Linked DNA regions of Homo sapiens: region 2 is linked to region 1. A link is a contact called in ENCODE Hi-C or POLR2A ChIA-PET data. All regions are on one chromosome and are shown on one strand. Each heading gives the region's core, a stretch centred on a gene start or an enhancer-like site at or near the end of the contact. The rest is flanking DNA. Distances are from core to core; before and after follow the strand shown.

Region 1 (4,639 bases), core at 939-3,438:
AGGTGGCAAAGTGTGCTAAAGAAGTAGGGGAACTGGGCATTCTTCCCACTTCTTCATGGTTCTGCAGAGAAGATCAAATGTTTATAACGCAATAAACACAGTTTGGGTGCTTCCATGAATTCTGTTCCATGTGGTCTGATTACCCTCTATATTTAGAGACTAAGGAAGTTTTTATAAGAACGTTAGCAGCTGTCATAATTGGAGATTGGCCAGTGCGGGGTGGAGTGGGACTCAGAGACTGAACCAGCCTTCAGAGATGGTGCAGGGGTGGTCCAACCAGTAGAGATAGGAAGAAGTCTCGGCAAGTGGGTAGAGCTCAGGATCCAGTTGCAGATAGCTCTAGTACAGACAGCTGCCATTCAAAGAAAGAGTGGAGACCCAGCCATAGGATCTTGGTAAGGGGATTATATCAGGAGAGAAGAAAATAATATTCTAGGCCTGGAAGAAATAGCATACAGAGTTGGAATCCAATATGTAGCTCAGGAAGGCACGGAGGGGGGAGCCAAATATAATCTAAAACAGATGTAATTATAAGGCAACTAGGGCAGAATCCAGTTACTAAAAATAACCAGCCTTGAGACTGACTGGCCTAAGTCTCCATTCAGTTCCTCTGCTGGGGATACGTCTGAAAGGTAGAGAATGGCTTCTAGCTAAACAGGCAAGCACGCAGCAGCAGCAGGGGTGCGAGTCAAACACGTCTCCACAGGTGCTTATCAATAAGCTCCATGCGTCTGGATCCACTGACAAGGAAGCAGGACCCAAATGATTAAACCCTGTTTGCAACAGTCCTTCTAAGAGAAGACTTCTGGTTTTTTTGTTTTGTTTTGTTTTGTTTTCTGTCTAGAATGCCTTCTTCTCTTCTTCTGCTAATGGAACTACTTTTTTATGGGGAATCCCCCACTTTCCAGAGAAGTTAGCATGTGATCTAAGTTCAGTCAATCAGATAAATCTATTCCTTTGGAATGGGAAGAGGCAGAAAACCCTAGAAAAGCCAATCAGATTCTTCCTTGAGATTTGATGTTTAAATGCGGAGAGAGAGAGAGAAAGGCTCTTTTTTCAGTATTGGATCACAAGATTGTAAAGATGATATAGACCAGAGTTGCTTTCTGTCACCTTTCCTGGATACCTGGGGAAAGCCATCCATAGTGAGAGACAATGAATCTAACATTAAGAGAGAATCAAAAATGAAGAGAGATGAGAGATGGATGGAAAGAGACAGAGTCCTGAGGACATTACTTGGACCCCGAATCCAGCCATGGCTGAAGCCAAAGCTATCCTGCTCTTTCATGAGCCAATACATTCTGCTTTACTTAAGCTGGTCTCGACCCAACTTCAAGTGGGTTTTGCAACTTGCAATGTAAGGAAATTGGACAAACGCATTTGCTTATTTACTGCCTCCATCCACAGCTAATCTGAAATTTAGAGTTGGTACTGACAATACTCACCTCAATCCTGGCCTCCATTGCTCTTCACAAAGACACACTGGCCACTGCGGTGAGCAGACGGCCACTGCTCTCTGCCTGGCAGAAGCCTCAGTGATATTAGATTTGAGTCTTTGCCCACCACTACTTTTGACATACGCTTGTTCTTTGGAGCTCACCCCTTCCTCTTTCATATGGTCTTTTCAGACTGTGGATGAAATCTTCAGCCTTTTCCACTTTGTATCAAACTTACAATTGAAGTCCTGACCAGCCAGGTGCGGTGGCTCACGCCTGTAATCCTAGCAATTTGGGAGGCCAAGGGGGGCGGATCATGAGGTCAGGAGATCGAGACCATCCTGGCTAACACAGTGAAACCCTGTCTCTACTAAAAATACAAAAAAAAAAAAAAATTAACCTGGCATGGTAGCGGGCACCTGTAGTCTTCGCTACTCGGGAGGCTGAGGCAGGAGAATGGCGTGAACCTGGGAGGCAGAGCTTGCAGTGAGCTGAGATTGCACCACTGCACTCCAACCTGGGTGACAGAGCGAGACTCCATCTCAAACAAAAAAAAAAGAAAAAAAAGAAAAAAAAGAAAAAGAAATCCTGACCTTTCTTCTGAAAGTAGATGCCTGTTTTAAATTTCTATTTGAGAATTCCATGATCACCTCACACTCAACAAGTCTGAAACAGAACTCAGCAGTGTTCTGGTGCTGACGATGGCACCAGCATTGTGCCTGTCATCTGTTCTAAAGGAGCTCAGGACATGCCACCCCAAAATAGGCCACTTTGGCAGATTGATGACTTTGAGCTGAAGGCACTTGAGAAACAGCAGATGCAGGAAGGGCTTTCTGACCACCCCTCCCCTCCACATTTTTTTTTAACCTAAACAGGCCATAAAATTTCCCATGAGAAAGGTGTCTACCCTGAACCAGCAAGAGAAGAACATTCCTTACAGAATCATGGTGTGGAGAAGAAAAGAGAGAAAGAGACAGAGAGAGAGAGGAACATTCTTATCACCAGGCACTGGGAATCAATGCTGAAATGGATCTGGACAAACAAAGTTACCAAAATAACCCTTATTTTCCTCTGGTTCTTTCTACTATGTATCTTAGTCACTTCCTCACAATTTGCTGTCCCTGGCCAACACCCTTTTGTCTTGTTATTTCTTCACAAATTAATAGTTTCTTTGTCTAAAAGGCACAAAAACACTAGGCACGGTGGCTCACAGCTGTTATCCCAGCACCTTGGGAAGCTGAGATGGGAGGTTTGCTTGAGACCATGAGATTGGGGCTGCAGTGAGCTGTGTTCACACCACTGCACTCCAGGCTGGGCAAACAGAGCAAGAATCTTTCTGTCTGGTCAATTTTTCAGACCTTCATTCTCTTGTGAAGGTCCCTGCTTATGTGTAAAAATTGTAATTAAACTTGTATGCTTTTCTCCGGTCAATCTGTCATATATCAGTTTAATTCTTAGGCCCAGTTGGAAGAGGGCCTAAATGGGAAGAGGAGACTTTTTCTTTCCTCCTCAACAGCTCCTTCAGTCCCCCAATTGTTTGTGCCACCTTTCTTTTCCTCATCCTCCTCATGCTAAATCATGAAGCTCACTCAATTTCCTTCATGTCTGCATGATCCTGGAGCTGCATGTGGTTCTAAAGGTGGGTAGAAAACTGGACAGGGCATGACCCCTGACTTGAAGAGTTTGCATTCTAGTAGAGGAACTATGAAATCAGAATGTGCTTTGTGCTACAGCAGGGGCAGCAGCAGAAGGACCAAGGGGCCTAACACAAGATAGGGGTCATGCCAGCTACGGGAGATCAGAGAAGAGTCATGGAAGAATTTCAACAGTCCATGAAGGCAAGAGGACATTATGAAAATAAAAAAGGGAGCCAAGAGAACAATTGATTGAAGTGCACTTGGAATGAGGATGATATGGTTTGGCTGTGTCCCCACCCAAATCTTATTTTGAATTGTAGCTCCCATAATTCCACGTGTCATGGGAGGGACCCAATGGGAGGTAATTTAATCATAGGGGTGGGTCTTTCCCATGCTGTTCTCATGATAATGAATAAGTCTTATGAGATCTGATGGTTTTATAAAGGGGAGTTCCCCTGCACACGCTCTTTTGCCTGCCATCATGTAACATGTGCCATTTGCCTTCCGCCATGATTGTGAGGCCTCCCCAGCCACATGGAACTGTGAGTCCATTAAACCTCTTTTTCTTTATAAATTAACCAGTTTCAGGTATGTTTTTATCAGCAGTGTGAAAATGGACTAATGCAGAGGACTTCTGTTTGCTGGTGCATAGGAGTGGCTGGGGAAAGTGCTGGGAGACGGTGCTGGGCGGGTTGGGATCGACACTGTGGATTGATTATGTAAAAGTCATTCACAGCCCCCTTTTTTTCTTGTTTGCCCATATTACAGAGTTTCAGAAAACTGAAACATTAGCTTCTCCAGCTTTCCCTGCAGCTACGCATGACTGAGTTCTAGCCAAAGAGAGTAAGGAGGGTACAATGGGTGGAAATCATGGGAAAGTAGTTCAGTGGACAGGATGTGCTAGCATGCTCACCTCCTCCTTCTTCCTATTTGAGAATGCACAAGAATACTCATGAATACAGCTGCCATCCTGGCATTATGAAACCCCCAGGAATCGGGGTATGTTTGTAGAATGGCAGAGGAGAAAGACAGAAAGAACCTGGTTCCTTGATGACATCATCTGGCTATTGTGAAGTCCTGAACTTCTTTTTCCCACACTTGTTGTGCATGACAAACAAAAATCCCTATATGAGAAGTCACTGTTAATCAGGTTTTCTATTGCCTGCAGCACTGAATGCCATTCTAAAGAAAAGGAAGTTTATACTATAAGCCCTTACATGAAGGTGAGAGGATGCCATTATCAGAAAACTCTCCCCTTTTGCTATTCACTGCCTAGACCCTTCAAAGCCCAGTTCATTGGAGAATCTCTTTATGGAAGCTTCTGTCTCTTGTCCTGGCCCCCTTAATTCTTACTGCTTGTTGGGCAATTACCAAGTTTGGGTTAGAGACACGTATTTTTACTGATTCCTCAGGGACTTATCTATCCCCAGTAGGACTATAAGTGCCTTACGGGCAGTGACCATGTCCTGTACTTTCTCTCATGAAGTGCGCAGGCTGGAGAGAATCACATAGTGGGTCAGTGCTCAGACACTGGAATCTTAAGTTTGAACCCTGAGGCCATCACCA
Region 2 (4,873 bases), core at 1,897-4,396, 280 kb before region 1:
AACAGATGTGTGAGAAAGAAATAGGGAAATGCACATAAAGACGATTCTTGATACAGAGTGCTTGTTACTGTTATGATTAGGTGGCAAGAAGCATCCTTCACATTTTAAACCTGCATACATAGGCAAAAGTCACTTCATTCTTCTAACAGGCAGCTATCATTTATGATCTAGAACAGGACTGGCAGTCTGCAGCTCACCACCTGTACAGTCTGTGAGCCAGAAGTATTTTTACATTTTAAAATTATGTGAAATTCAAATTTCAGTGTCCACAGATGGAATTATTAGAATCGAGTCACTTACTCATTTTTACATATTGTCTGGTTGTTTTAATGATGCAACAGCAGAGTCAAAGCAGTTGTGACAGAGACTGTGTGGCCCTCAAAACTTAAAATGTTTGTCTGGCCCTTAATTTGGAAGTCTATGGACCCCTTACCAAGAATAGCATTAAGATTGAAATGTGGCCGGGCGTGGTGGCTCACATCTATAATCCCAGCACTTTAGGAGGCCGAGGTGGGCGATCACCTGAGGTCAGGAGTTCCACACCAGCCTGGACAAAACATGGTGAAACCCCGTCTTTACTAAAAATACAAAAATTAGCCAGGTGTGGTGGTGCATGCCTGTAATCCCAGCTAATCGGGAGACTGAGGCATGAGAATCACTTGAACCTGGGAGGCGGAGGTTGCAGTGAGCAGTGAGCAGAGATTGCACCACTGCACTCCAGCCTGGGCAACAGAGCAAGACTCCATCTCGGGGAAAAAAAAAAAAAAAAAAGACTGAAATCTACAAATTGTTACAAAAATACCCTATTACCTTAGACAAGTATCCTAGATTTTATTTAACAGGTAACAGGTATTACATACCCATCTTTTAAATGAATATCTGGCCGGGCGCAGTGGCTCATGCCTGTAATCCTAGCACTTTGGGAGGCTGAGGTGGGCAGATCACCTGAGGTCAGGAGTTCCACACCAGCCTGGACAAAACATGGTGAAACCCCGTCTTTACTAAAAATACAAAAATTAGCCAGGTGTGGTGGTGCATGCCTGTAATCCCAGCTAATCGGGAGACTGAGGCATGAGAATCACTTGAACCTGGGAGGCGGAGGTTGCAGTGAGCAGTGAGCAGAGATTGCACCACTGCACTCCAGCCTGGGCAACAGAGCAAGACTCCATCTCGGGGGAAAAAAAAAAAAAAAAAAGACTGAAATCTACAAATTGTTACAAAAATACCCTATTACCTTAGACAAGTATCCTAGATTTTATTTAACAGGTAACAGGTATTACATACCCATCTTTTAAATGAATATCTGGCCGGGCGCAGTGGCTCATGCCTGTAATCCTAGCACTTTGGGAGGCTGAGGTGGGCAGATCACCTGAGGTCAGGAGTTCAAGACCAGCCTGGCCAACATGGTGAAACCCCATCTCTACTAAAAATACAAAAAATTAGCCGGGCGTGGTGGAAGGCACCTGTAATCCCAGCTACTTAGGAGGCTGTGGCAGGAGAATCACTTGAACCTGGGAGGCGGAGGTTGCAGTGAGCCGAGATCATGCCACTACACTCCAGCCTGGGCAACAGAGCTAGATTCTGTCTCAAAAAAAGGAAAAAAAAAAGGGGGGGGGGGAAACAAAGGAATATTTGTGGGCTAGCTTAGGTTGAACTTCACTTAAGTTAAAATCAACTCAAGGTGAGCGTGGTGGCTCATGCCTATAATCCCAGCACTTTGGGAGGCTGAAGTGGGTGGACATCTGAGGTCAGGGGTTCAAGACCAACCTGGCCAACATGGTGAAACCCTATCTCTACTAAAAATACAAAAATTAGCTGGGTGTGGTAGCACATTCCTGTAGTCCCAGCTACTCAGGAGGCTGAGGCACAAGAATTGCTTGAATTCAGGAAGCGAAGGTTGCAGTGAGCCGAGACTGCACCACTGCACTTCAGCCTGGGCAATGGAGTGAGACTCTGTCTCAAAAAAATAAAAAATAAAAATAAATAAGTCAATTTGAACAAAAGTGTCCACAAAATTATCTTAGTATACTACCTTCAAGTAAATTTAAACAGTTCTCCCTCGAAAACACATAGGGTTTATCACGAAGTTTAATTCCCAGTGTGCATAGAGATGATGATGATAACTAAGACAGGGTCTCACTTGGACATCCACGTTGGAGTGCAGTGACACAATCTCTGCTGACTGCAGCCTTCACTTCCCGGGCTCAAGTGATCCTCTCACTCCAGCTTCCCGAGCAGTTGGGAGTACAGGCACCCACCACCAGGCCTGGCTAATTTTTGTACTTTTTTTTTTTTTTGAAATGGAGTCTCGTCCTATCATCCAGGCTGGAGGGCAGTGGCATGGTCTTGGCTCACAGCAACCTCTGCCTCCCGGGTTCAAGTGATTCTCCCACCTCAGCCTCCAAAGTAGCTGGGATTACAGGCACCTCCCACCAAGACCAGCTAATTTTTGTATTTTGAGTAGAGATGGGGTTTCGCCACGTTGGCCAGACTGATCTCAAACTCCTGACTTCAAGTGATCTGCCTGCCTTGGCCTCCCAAAGTGCTGGGATTACAGGAGTAAGCCACCATGCCCAGTCTGATTTTCGTATTATTTTGTAGAGGTGGGGTCTTGCCATGTTGCCTAGACAGGTCTCAAAACCATGGGCTCAAGTGATCTTCTCACCTTGGCCTCCCAACTGGGATTACAGGCAAGAGCCATGACTGATTTTTTTTTCTTTTAAATGCATGCCAGCACTTCTATCTGCCCTGCTCCCTCCCTGCTGCCAGGAGCTGCTGGCCTTTAAGAGTTCTCAGCCAGCACAGGAGTCCTCTCTCATTTGACTAAGTTACCAGGAACTTTTCCAAACTGGAAAGTTTCAAGCTGACAATTCAGCAACTCCCACCCTTCTCTCAAGCCCCCAAAATGCTGAGTTAAAAGAGAGTATCTATTTAGGCATAGAACCTCCTCTTAGAAAAGCAGCATTCCAGGCCAGGCATGGTGGCTCACGCCTGTAATCCCATCCCAGCACTTTGGGAGGCCAAGGCGGGCAGGTGTGAGAACAGCCTGGGCAACACAGCAAAACTCCCTCTACAAAAAAATACAGAAATCAGCCATGCATGGTGACATGTGCCCATAATACCAGCTACTCAGGAGGCTGTGGTGGAAGGGATCACCTGAGCCCAGGAGGTCGAGGTTACAGTGAGCTGTGATCATGCCACTGCACTCCAGCCTGGGCGACAGAATGAGACTGTCTCAAAAAAAGGGAGGGGGGGTTATTACATTATCAAATTATACCCAGATGAGACTTTATAGAAAATTAGAAAAAGAAAATTAAAAATCCAAAAGTGCATGCAAGGGTCTCTAAGTTCAAATTCTACTTTCAACAGAGAAACTACAAATCAGATTTCAAAACCTTTGTATTTTATTCAAAATTGGAGGCTTACAGAGGATCTATGGCAACCAAAGGCACTGGCCCTCTATCAAGACTGGCAAGTGAATGTTAGTTTTTAAGTTAAATAAAAATGTTAAGAGTTTGTCTCGCATCACTGGAAAAGTAAACAGCAACTACTGGTCCGGACTGCAGAGTTACAGGCCTCTTTTTCTGGTCACTAGGTTTGGGTTAGGAATAAACTGGTTTCTATTGCCTAGATGAAATTCTTGTTACACAATTCTATGCTCTCTAAGCAACTTCCTGGATTACGTTAATAATGGGACATAACGCAGGTGGCTAGCCGCCTGAAAAGTACATCATCACTTAGTAAATAGTAAATAGGGAGTTCAAAATCATCCATATTCAAAATGTTGCAGTCCTGAATAAATGAAATGCAAAGTCTCATGTATCTAGGTCATTGACTATGATGTTTCCAGTTCTCCAAGACAGAGCTAAATTACAGGAGATTAATAATGTTGAAAAACCATTAGTATAAGATGTGTCTGCTTTTCTGAAGAAACATTTTATGCTTCAGATTTTTTTTTTTTTGAGACAGAGTCTCGCTCTGTCATTCAGACTTGAGTCTAGTGGTGCAATCTCGGCTCACTGCAACCTCCGCCTCCTTGGTTCAAGCAATTCCCTCCCTCAGCCTCCCGAGTAGCTGGGATTACAGGCTCCCACCACCATGCCCAGCTCATTTTGGTACTTTTAGTAGAGATGGGGTTTCACCATCTTGGCCAGGCTGGTCTTGAACTCCTGACCTCGTGATCCACCTGCCTCGGCCTCCCAAAGTGCTGGGGTTACAGGTGTCAGCCACCGCGCCCGGTCTATGCTTCAGATTTAAAACCAATCCTGCATCTACAAGACATCAGCATGACTAAACTTTTCTTCCAAAAATGAGTAATATGGAACCCTTGTGTCTCAACATCTCTCTTTCATAAATTACTTTTTAGAAAGCCTCATGAAAATAGTATATAAATTTGATAAGTGATTTAGCACAATCCAGTAATTTATGATATAAGAATCTCGGCTCACTGCAACCTCCGCCTCCCCGGTTCAAGCGATTCTCCTGCCTCAGCCTCCCAAGTAGCTGGGATTACAGACATGCGCCACCACGCCCAGCTAATTTTGTATTTTTAGTAGAGACGGGGTTTCTCCATGCTGGTCAGGCTGGTCTTGAACTCCAGACCTCAGGTGATCTGCCCGCCTCAGCCTCTCAAACTGCTGGGATTACAGGCATGAGCCACCACACCCAGCCAAATGTATCTTTCAAAAAAAAGGCCGATAAATTTAAATGAGTAATTATCTATGGTCCAGAAATGATTCACATCTAAACTACTAGCTTAAGGCAGATGTGCTAATATCCAACTTTTGGTGATGGTAGTTTTAAAATCCAGCATGTTTCATTAAGCACTTGTCTACTCATCTAAATTGACAAACCTGCAGATAGAATTGGGCTC

What was found. Hi-C counts contacts between places; a loop is a spot of excess contacts on that map. ChIA-PET counts read pairs that join two places held with the same protein, here RNA polymerase II (POLR2A). Pooled maps may share reads with other maps.
Region 2: a pooled map shows a loop between it and region 1 (2.2-fold over the local background). The contact joins two enhancer-like sites. A Hi-C loop is called at or near these places in 10 of 168 maps with a recorded cell type or tissue (HAP-1, MCF 10A, esophagus muscularis mucosa and 6 more) and 15 of 50 pooled maps. POLR2A ChIA-PET finds 5 or more read pairs at or near these places in 10 of 52 experiments (AG04449, GM12878, HEK293 and 7 more).

What each region holds. Positions count from the first base shown.
Region 1 is chr12:93,111,419-93,116,057 of GRCh38, reverse strand. All of the region lies in intron 3 of LOC643339 (a long non-coding RNA gene), which reads left to right. Among named protein-coding and RNA genes, the nearest start is that of LINC02412, 61 kb to the left of the region's middle. Within about 2 kb of position 2,188, at least 3 of the 41 ENCODE cell types and tissues checked have a DNase peak (open chromatin) inside an H3K27ac peak, as active enhancers do.
Region 2 is chr12:93,388,989-93,393,861 of GRCh38, reverse strand. The region is part of intron 1 of NUDT4 (nudix hydrolase 4); the gene reads right to left. Among named protein-coding and RNA genes, the nearest start is that of NUDT4, 14 kb to the right of the region's middle. Within about 2 kb of position 3,146, at least 2 of the 41 ENCODE cell types and tissues checked have a DNase peak (open chromatin) inside an H3K27ac peak, as active enhancers do.